Regions from separate parts of the Homo sapiens genome. Here regions 2 and 3 are each linked to region 1. Evidence: chromatin contacts called from ENCODE Hi-C data. All regions are on one chromosome and are shown on one strand. The core of a region is the stretch at or near the end of the contact, and the rest is flanking DNA. Distances in the headings are between cores, read along the strand shown. Region 1 has its middle 6.7 kb from the start of IFNA6. Region 2 has its middle 210 kb from the start of DMRTA1. Region 3 has its middle 200 kb from the start of CDKN2B.

Evidence for each region. Hi-C counts contacts between places; a loop is a spot of excess contacts on that map. Pooled maps may share reads with other maps.
Region 2: a pooled map shows a loop between it and region 1 (6-fold over the local background). The contact joins two enhancer-like sites. A Hi-C loop is called at or near these places in 3 of 50 pooled maps.
Region 3: a pooled map shows a loop between it and region 1 (7-fold over the local background). The contact joins two enhancer-like sites. A Hi-C loop is called at or near these places in 3 of 50 pooled maps.

Annotation. Positions count from the first base shown.
Region 1 is chr9:21,356,078-21,359,185 of GRCh38, reverse strand. No RefSeq gene overlaps it. Among named protein-coding and RNA genes, the nearest start is that of IFNA6, 6.7 kb to the right of the region's middle. RefSeq lists an enhancer at 1,402-1,501. Within about 2 kb of position 1,410, at least 3 of the 41 ENCODE cell types and tissues checked have a DNase peak (open chromatin) inside an H3K27ac peak, as active enhancers do.
Region 2 is chr9:22,237,680-22,240,787 of GRCh38, reverse strand. No RefSeq gene overlaps it. Among named protein-coding and RNA genes, the nearest start is that of DMRTA1, 210 kb to the left of the region's middle. Within about 2 kb of position 1,672, at least 6 of the 41 ENCODE cell types and tissues checked have a DNase peak (open chromatin) inside an H3K27ac peak, as active enhancers do.
Region 3 is chr9:22,208,916-22,212,023 of GRCh38, reverse strand. No RefSeq gene overlaps it. Among named protein-coding and RNA genes, the nearest start is that of CDKN2B, 200 kb to the right of the region's middle. Within about 2 kb of position 1,568, at least 5 of the 41 ENCODE cell types and tissues checked have a DNase peak (open chromatin) inside an H3K27ac peak, as active enhancers do.

The DNA.
Region 1 (3,108 bases), core at 161-2,660:
AAAAAGGAATATATTTAGTCTACTTTTCCTTAGAACTTAAAGGCAGTTAATTCAATTCACTTACACCACACCCCCTGTTGCTCTATACAGCACGAGCAAATGTTTGGCATTCAAAATGAATCTCAGAATCCTTTGTCATCTCACCCTCTCTGCTGTATTGATTTTATGCCCTGGTCTCTCCTTGGTTGATAAATTCATATCTATCCCCCCTTCCTTTAATGGGTCCTTCCAGTCAAGCCATTATAATGATTCTCCCTAAGGTTTCGACCTTGCATTATTGGTGTGGTCAGAATAGTTCATCCCTGCAGATTTATATTTCTCTCCCAATAGTTTTATAAAAGAGTATAATCCAAATAGTGTTATTGAGAGGACAGAGATAGTATTTTCAAAACATCATAAAACAGCCTGGCACAGTGGCTGATGCCTGTAATCCCAGCATATTAGGAGGCTGAGGCAGGAGGATTGCTTGAGCCCAGGAGGTCAAGACCAGTCTAGACAACATGGTGAAACCTGGTCTCTACAAAAAATTAGCCATATGTGGTCATGCCTGCTTGTGGTCCCAGTTACTCAGGAGGCTGAGGTAGAAGTATTGCTTGAGCCCAGGAGGTCAAGCTGCAGTAAGCAGGGATCACACCACTGCACTCCAGCCTGGGTGACAGAGTGACACCCAGTCTCAAAAAGGAAAATCTTAAAACAGTGGATGGTCCCTATTAGGCCTGCAATAAATGTTGGTGTTATCATTTTTGATATTATCATCCAGATTAAAATAGAATCTTTTGGGATCATCCAATTCTCTTCCATTAATTCCTGGTTTCTCAAGGCTATGTTTTCATTGCCTGAGTAAATTTATTAACTAGGTGGAGTCTTTAGGCAAGGCTAATATGCATTATCCTGCCAGACAACTTTGTTGGTTGTCTAGCGACTGCAGCCTGCTTACAGGCTTTTGGGAATTGATTGGTGTGACTTCTCCCTTCTGTCTAGAGCTGATCACATGTGAATTATATGAAAGAAAGTCAAGTAGCTGGTCTTGGAAAGCTGAATTCAGTCCATTGACCCAGGAATTGCTTTTCTTAGAACCTCTGGCAGATGCAGCCATTTTTCTGCCTTTGTGCACCTCAACATTGGCGTTATGTTTTCACTCTGCCAGAGGCTCTAGTCCTCAATTTTTGCTGCATTGAATTTTGCTAACTTACACTTTGCAATTAGTCAGGGGAAAGTCACTTCCCTTCTTTCACTTTCATGACAGTCAGAATGGCTTCTGTTTTCTTTCTGCCTACAAACAACTGTCAAGTACTACTTTCTAGAAAAGTTGAAACAAGAGACAAGAAAACCACAAAATCTGGAAATTATAAAGAAAACCACTGCGGCTCTTTTGCCTTTCTTTTATTTCCCTTTGTTTGTGTGACTTCATAGTGAATTAGAATGTAATGTGGTAGCAGCAAGACAAACTTTGCCCAGTAAACCACTACGTTAAAAAGGCGTTCTAAAAATTCATTTGTTGTTGAGGTTTAAATTTAAAATGAAGAATCACAAATCAATCAGTAAAGGAAAGATGGCTATGACTGTTTAACATGATAGCATGGGAGCTCACTGCCCTGCACGATCAAAGTTTCACATAGACAGAGGAGCAAAGAACTTTAACAGATCACGCTGAACTGGTGAACAACTGAGGGTCACCATTTTCTGTAATATGAGCCTCTGAAGAGAAACATTACCTTTGAGTCTTTTGTGCCTAGCTCAGAAATTTCAAGCATAAAACTGTTCCATAGTTTAAAAGAGTTGAAGATAGCAAAACAGTTGAAGAATAAAAGCTGTACTTGGCAAAGTTAAAATTATTTAACTACTAAAGATAAAATAATCACAATAGGATAATTCCTTTACCTACTTAGACAAAACAAACCTTTGCAATCAGCCTTCTAGGGGTGTTGAGACTTTTGGTACCTAGGATCTGGGTCAGGAGATGAGGGGGTCACCACTGGGAGCAAATACTCCTTCACACAAAACTCTAGGGGCAAGAGCAAGGGTCAGGGGCATTTATTATTTTGGCAACAAAGAAGCAAGGCCCTCCTTGGGAAAAGAGTTCCAAAATCATCAGGATTTGATGAGCCTACACTTACGGAATAACTTGATGTGATAAATACCTTGTGAGTGATGTGATACTAAGGAAATAACATTATTTTGATATTAAAATTTCCACACCCACATGCACCTGAAAAAAAATAATGAAATTCCTCTTAGGGGTATTGGTAAAGCCTGAGAAGTGCTATATTTCTCCAGTAACAAAATAATGGACTGGGTCGGGTAGCTCACACCTGTAATCCCAGCACTTTGGGAGGCTAGGCGGGCGGATCACTTGAGCTCAAGAGTTCCAGACCAGCTTGGCCAACATGGTGAAACCCCGTCTCTATTAAAACACACACACACACACACACACACACACACAAACACACACACACAAACACACACACACACACACACAAAATTAGCCAGGTGTGGTGGGGCATGTCTGTAATCCCAGCACTTGGAAGGCTGAGGCATGAGAATAGCTTGAACCCGAGAGGTAGAGGTTACAGTGAGCCGAGATTGTGCCACTGCACTCCAGCCTGGGTGACAGAGCAAGACTCTGTCTCCAAAAATAAAATAAATTAATGAAAGAAAGGGCCTTGACCATATTAATCGAATCTTGAGTGCCCAGGGAAGCACAACCACATGAACCTGAATGAATATATCCTAGAAGAAGAAAAGCACTAGAGAAGCTCATTCACTAATAAACTAATTCCATTAGTCTATATGTCTGTTTTTATTCAAGTGCCATGCTGCCTTAATTATTGTAGCATCATAATATGTTTCAAAATTAGGAAATATGAGACCTCTTGCTTTGTTTTTCTTTATCAAGATTGTTTCAGCAACCCAGAGACCATGACGTTTAGGATATATTTTTTCTATGTCTGTTAAAAATGCCTCTGTGATTTTGATAGAGATTGCATTGAATCTGTATAACACTTTGGAGAGCATGCAGATTTTAACAATATTAAGTCTTCCAACCCATGATGGATACAAGTAAATGTCTTCCCATTTATTTTTGTCATCTTTAATTTTTTCAGTAGT
Region 2 (3,108 bases), core at 423-2,922, 880 kb before region 1:
TAGAAGGGTTGAGTTTCAGCCATTTGATACTGAATGCCCTGCATGAACCAGGCACCTTGCTAGACATTGGAAATAATGCAGATATGTCCCTATTCTCATTGAGTATACATTTCTAGTGAGGACACAGACAATAAATGAACAAATAAAATCACAAACACATGTTTAGAAATTATAATAGGAAGGAGGAGTATAAGGAGAGAGAATAAAGGAAGAGACCAAATTTAGATTAGGGTCAGAAATAATCTCTCTGATAAAGCAATATTTATGCTGATGCCAAAGGATGAATAGGAAGGAATTAGCCAGATGAAGAATAAAACATGGAGTCCAAAAAGAAGAAAACTTATGTCTAGTGTCAAAAGGTAGCAAAGAGCTCAGTGAGTTCAAAAAGAGTTTTTTAAATGAATGGGTAGGAATATAATGAGCAAGGCAACAGTGACCTAAGATAAATCTAAAGAAGTGAGTAGACTAGAGTGGCTCTTTGAGACTGAATTAAAATGTTTGAACTTTGTTACATGCAGTGAGGATCTTAGAAATCACCTTGTCTAAATTTACATTAAATGAAAAATATAGATATCAACAGCTCCCATGTCAACAAGCTGAACATGTCACTTCTTGAACCCATGATTATCAGGGAATTTACTGCTAAAATAGCCAGTTTTGATGCTGCTTATCATAACTATCAGAAACTCTGCCTAACAAGTTATTTTGTGTGATTTACCTTGATCTTATAGAACAGGTTTGTATGAAAGATCCAGGGCAAGTCAGTAGATCAGAATTACAAAGCTGTGAGATGTGGTTTGCTCCAAAGACTCAGATGAAGATGGATCAGAGTGGCATTTGCAGGGCTCTGGGTGAGGCAGTGAACACTTTTGCCCAGAAGACCACTACAGCAAGGGCCATGTCGAAGGCATGGGGTGAAGTGAGGGGAGTAGACAAGGGGTTTTAAAAATTTTTTAGTGTCTTCCAGATACTAGACACTATGTGAGTTGTCTTCAGGTTTCATATCATCATCACAACCACCTTATGAACTAAGTATAATCACCTTCATTTACAAATGAGGAAAGGAAAACTCAGATTATTAGGCCCTCGTCTCTGAGGACAGAACTGAAGTCTTTCACCACCAGCATTTGAAAAAGACCTGCCCTCTTTCCACCGATGAAGATGCTACCCAATAAAATTCAAGCCCAAACAGAATAAAGAGGTCAAAAGTTCCCTTTCACGTAAACCTTTGTCTTATCTTAGTATGACCCTCAAAATATCCACCCAAAGCAGGCTATCAATATCTGTTAATTAGTTGATGAAATGACATGATTGTGGCCATTCTGTAGTCTTTAAAAGGAGATCTATTTGTGTCAATAAACAACGAGCTCATTAAAAACTACCCATAAAACAATTAGGCCAAGGGAATTTTGTCTGATAACAGTGAAAGAAGGAAGTGAGGATTTAGCTGCAGATTCTGGAATGAGCCTGTTTATCCTCCAGGACCACAGCAGTTTTGTCTTCAGGCTTAAGATAAATCACTGTAAGTGTGAAGGTGTTCAGAAAAATAGGTTCTGCCATTGCTACTATGTCCTGAAGTTTCTTCCAGTTTGCCTTTGAAGAACACAGCCACTAAACCGCCGCTAGATGTCCTCAAAGTAAAAAAAAAAAAAAAAAAAAAATTATGGCAGAAAAGTACTTCGGCACTTTTAGGAACTACATTGACTTATTTGTCTAGATTATTTGACTCCTGAGCTCTAAGTGAGATAGAGGGATTTGGTAGTTAAACACGAACATCCGACCTCTGTAAATGAAATAGAGTTCTGTAAAGGAAAGGGCATTTTAGTAACTTCTCATTTTCATTTTAATTAGGATTTGTATTACTCTCCTTCAGGAAAGCAGGCCAAAGAGACTGAAGGAGCAATGGAAACATTATCCTCACCAACACTGACCAGTCACCTGAAGAGCACTGTGAGTGAATAACCCGTGGGGCCAGCTACTTAGCAATTTCAAATGCACAAAACCTGTGCTCTGGCCTATCTTTTAACATCAAAACAGCTGAAAAAAAAATTGAATAGTTGGATTGCGATTTCCTGAAATAGAAGCTGCAATACCTTTGGTTTTTTAGTTATGATATTAGCTAGTGAAAAAGCACAACTTAGCAAAGTATGTTCCCCAGTTAGTCTTTTAAATAAACTCAGACTTCCGTAGTCCCCATTGGTCTCTACAGGCTCAGAGGCCCATTTCCTCCTCGCCCCTTACCTTCCTTTTAGTCTCTTTTTCTTTTCCAGTCCTTTTCCCATCTTTGGTTCTTCTGTCTCTCCTCTTCATTTATTCCACTCTTTTAACAGTATCTTAGTTCACCATTTTTATACACAAAAAATCAACTTCTTGATAACAATTTTTAACATATTCAACTGAAATAATAAGCACTTGCCATGGTTTTCAAGAGTCAGGAAAAGGAAACAAAAAGAGGGGGGAAAAGAAGAATAAAGAAAGAAGAGGAATGAGAAAAAGAGAAAAAGATTAGAAAACAAGTTGTTCTATCTGTACTTGTTCGAAACTTGAGAAGAAAAATTAAGTTACAGAGAGATGGGGGTTGTGGGGGTAAGAGCTGTAGAAAGCTGTTTTCCTTCATTTTCTCTGCCTCCTGGAGCACTGGCCTCCTATATCATGTGTTAGGAATTTCTAATCTTACCACAGCCAGATGACTCATGCCCACTGACTGAGTCTTTAGACTTCTACAAAACACCTGAAAAGATAAATTTTAATTGAGAAAACAACCTCTCACTCCAGGGTATGCTTTCAAGATAGGTAGGGGGATTTTCAGCATTTATTTCCATTTTGTTCACTGAAGACTCATAGGGCTTAATCTTAATTTCAGACATAGTTGTGTCTGACAGCCAGAGACTATTTTCAGATCAAGGGATAAACTGGCATGGACTAAGACTTGCTTCTGCCTAGGAATAAAGACTGAAATGAGTCAAAGTTGTCCTGATTTGGGACACAAAGCATGAGGTTAATGTGGGGGGATACCTTGTCTCCTTGCGGGAGCTAGCTCATCAAACTACCCCTCCCCTCACTCACTTCACTAACTGATGTGGTTAACTATCACATCAAAGGGCAACT
Region 3 (3,108 bases), core at 319-2,818, 850 kb before region 1:
TGCCGCAGATATTTCTTACCTAATGTTGAACTTTTATCAAAGAATTTTTTTTTCAACTAGCTGTTTCAAAAAAAAAAAAAAAGGCTAAACATACAGTGTCTCCTCTCCCCCTTCAGGATACAAACCACAGAATTCCGATGACTCACCCAAAAATAGCTTATGAATATGCCACAGGCGGAAGGGCATGCTGTTTAGTTCTTTAAAACTTCCTGCCAAACTGAAGAAACTGAACATACACAGATATTTGGGGACTAACTCTGAGGAATAATGAGAATTTAATCCCTTGTAGTCTTCAGGGTTAGCAACAGCTTGCCTGACATGTCCGGTTACATCCTGTTTGCTACACATGTGACTCCTCAAAAAAATAATAATATAATATTAATAGCACAATGTTTCATTGTTAAGATTGCTGTCACTGTGCTAATGGCTCCCCAGTATTTGCAGCCATAAGTAGACTAAGTCACTTCTTGGATGAATTCTAAATGAAAGGTTTTATGAAACAAACATATTGCCATTATGACTCTAAAATAAAAAGCCAGGATTCAATGTAAAGAATTTGACGGCAGCATAAGCCCCTAAAAAGGAAAGACAGTAAAGCATAGTGATTGAAATCTTGGCGGTGATTCCCAGTTCTTACACCGATTATGTCACCTTTAGCAGTTACTTGAACTCTCTAAGTTCTAATTTTCCCATATGTAACATAAGGATGATAATAATTCTATCTATGTCTAGGGTTCTTGTGAGGACTAAATAAAGGCATGTAAGCATACAAGGAATACTGCTCAGAAAATAAATTATCCCATGCATTCTCCTTCTCATAAATGAATCTGAAAACCAAAACCATTAGGTGACCTAAGAAAGATCACACACCTCATCAGTGCAGTGCCAAGACGGGTCAGTATAATGCTGTGGTTAAAAACATGGGCTCTGGAACAAGTCCATCCCGAGTTTAAATCTCAGTTTTTCTACTTGCTAGCTGTATAAACTTGGGCAAGTCACTTAACTTTTCTGTCTCTCAATTTTCTCATCTACAAAAGTCAAATAATAATAGTACTTCTCTCACCAGGTTATTATGACAACTTAAAAACGTAATACATGCAACTGCCACATAACAATCAAAAAAATACGATCGATTACACTAACATTGGGAATATCTGGTTCTTCCAAAAGCAAAGGTTAATGTAAAATATATGTCAACAATGCCAGACTTTTTAAACTTTATCTATAAAAACAGCCCTCACTTAAAAATAAACAACTTAAAAATTGGATATAGTTTAATAGTGACCAGAATATTTGCAGATGTCTTCTCAGATGAAGGTACACGTCTTCAATCATGGCTATGTGTCGTATTTTTCTTTTCCTATGAGGGAAAGATAGAAGACAAGCCATTCAAAAACATTTCAAACAACAACCCCAATTGCTGAAAAGTCACTTTGCAGTTTGAAAAGAATACTAACATTCAGCTGCTCTTGACATTTACAAGGAAATGTAAAGCAATGGAAAGGGCACCACACTCCCCTTTCCAGTTCAGGTTCTGCCACTTGGCCAGTCATAATGAAATTACTTGACCTCTGAGTCACCATCTACAAAATAGGGCATTTAACGATGTCTGCCTTATTACAGTTACTACACAGAACAAGTGTGTGCCATGTTTCATGAAATTTAAGATATTGTATTCATGTTGAAGACATAATATTATGCTATTTTAACTAATATATTCAAAACTATTCTGAAACAGTTAAAGGTCAGAAAACTACTTTTGTTCTTTGCTTATTACATATTCACAGGACATAGAGACTCTCATCTTAAGAAATAGTGAAGAAAAGAAACAGGAGAAAATCTTCAAATCCCAGAGGAAAAAAATTGTTTTAAACTTATCACCCTTGACAGGTGATAAAGAGGCATGCAAGACTACACTTTTTTTTTTCTTTTTTTGAGATGGAGTCTCATTTTGTCGCCCAGGCTGGAGTGTAGTGGCACAGTCTAGGCTCACTACAAGCTCCGCCTCCCGGGTTCACACCATTCTCCTGCCTCAGCCTCCCGAGTAGCTGGGACTACAGGTGCCCACCACCATGCCCGGCTAATTTTTTGTATTTTTAGTAGAGACGGGGTTTCACCGTGTTAGCCAGGATGGTTTTGATCTCCTGACCTCGTGACCCACCCACCTTGGCCTACCAAAGTGCTGGGATTACAGGCGTGAGCCACCGCGCCGGCCAAGACTATACATTTTTATATCTCTTGACAAGAATTAACACAGAGTCCCTCACATAGTAAGTGCTTAAGGCATATTTGTTAAAGGAGTAGATGGGACATAAATAAAATTTTAGGAACCAATTTACAATGGACACCACTATAACCCTATTCCAACCCTATTAAGACCTAATTTGAAAGTCACAGATCTAGACCCAGCCATCGATGGCCTAATAGAATTATGTGGCTATAACTGCCAGTACCTCCAAAAAAAGGTTAAAAAGTGGCATAGATAAAAAAGGTCTCCCCATCCCATGATTTTTCTTCCAGGAATAGACTAGACTTTGCCTTTGCATTGTCTGAAATCCTGCAAGTCAGTTGCAATCCCAAATTGTAACCAAATGGTCAACAAACCCTAGAAACCACATTTCCTACCCTCAATAGATAGGATTTCCAAAATGAAAGTGAAAGTATTCAATGGTCTTTGTACTTCATATGTAACATGAAGCACCAGAAGACACAAATGGGAATGTTTAGTGATGTGGGGGTTGGATGGGGGCTTGAATAGATCATGACCCCTCAGGACCCCTCCCACCTTCCAGGAGAGAACTTGCGGACCAGAACCCTGCTTGAAGACTTCAGGGAGCCCCACAATTCAGACTACTCCCTCCTAATCATATCACAACCAAAGATCATATGAAGACTATTCTTCAGAGTTTCATATATCTGCTGGCAGAGCACTTTGGGTGTGTCAGAACCTCACCAGACAGACACTGACTCATTATTGGATGAGAAGCAAAGTGATAATTAGGTTGGTCATATGTAACTTGCCATTGCCAGCCAAGTATTCAAAGCCCTTTCAGAAATTATTCATTAGCTTACTTCCTTGATACCCTGAAATATTCCTAAGACCACAGC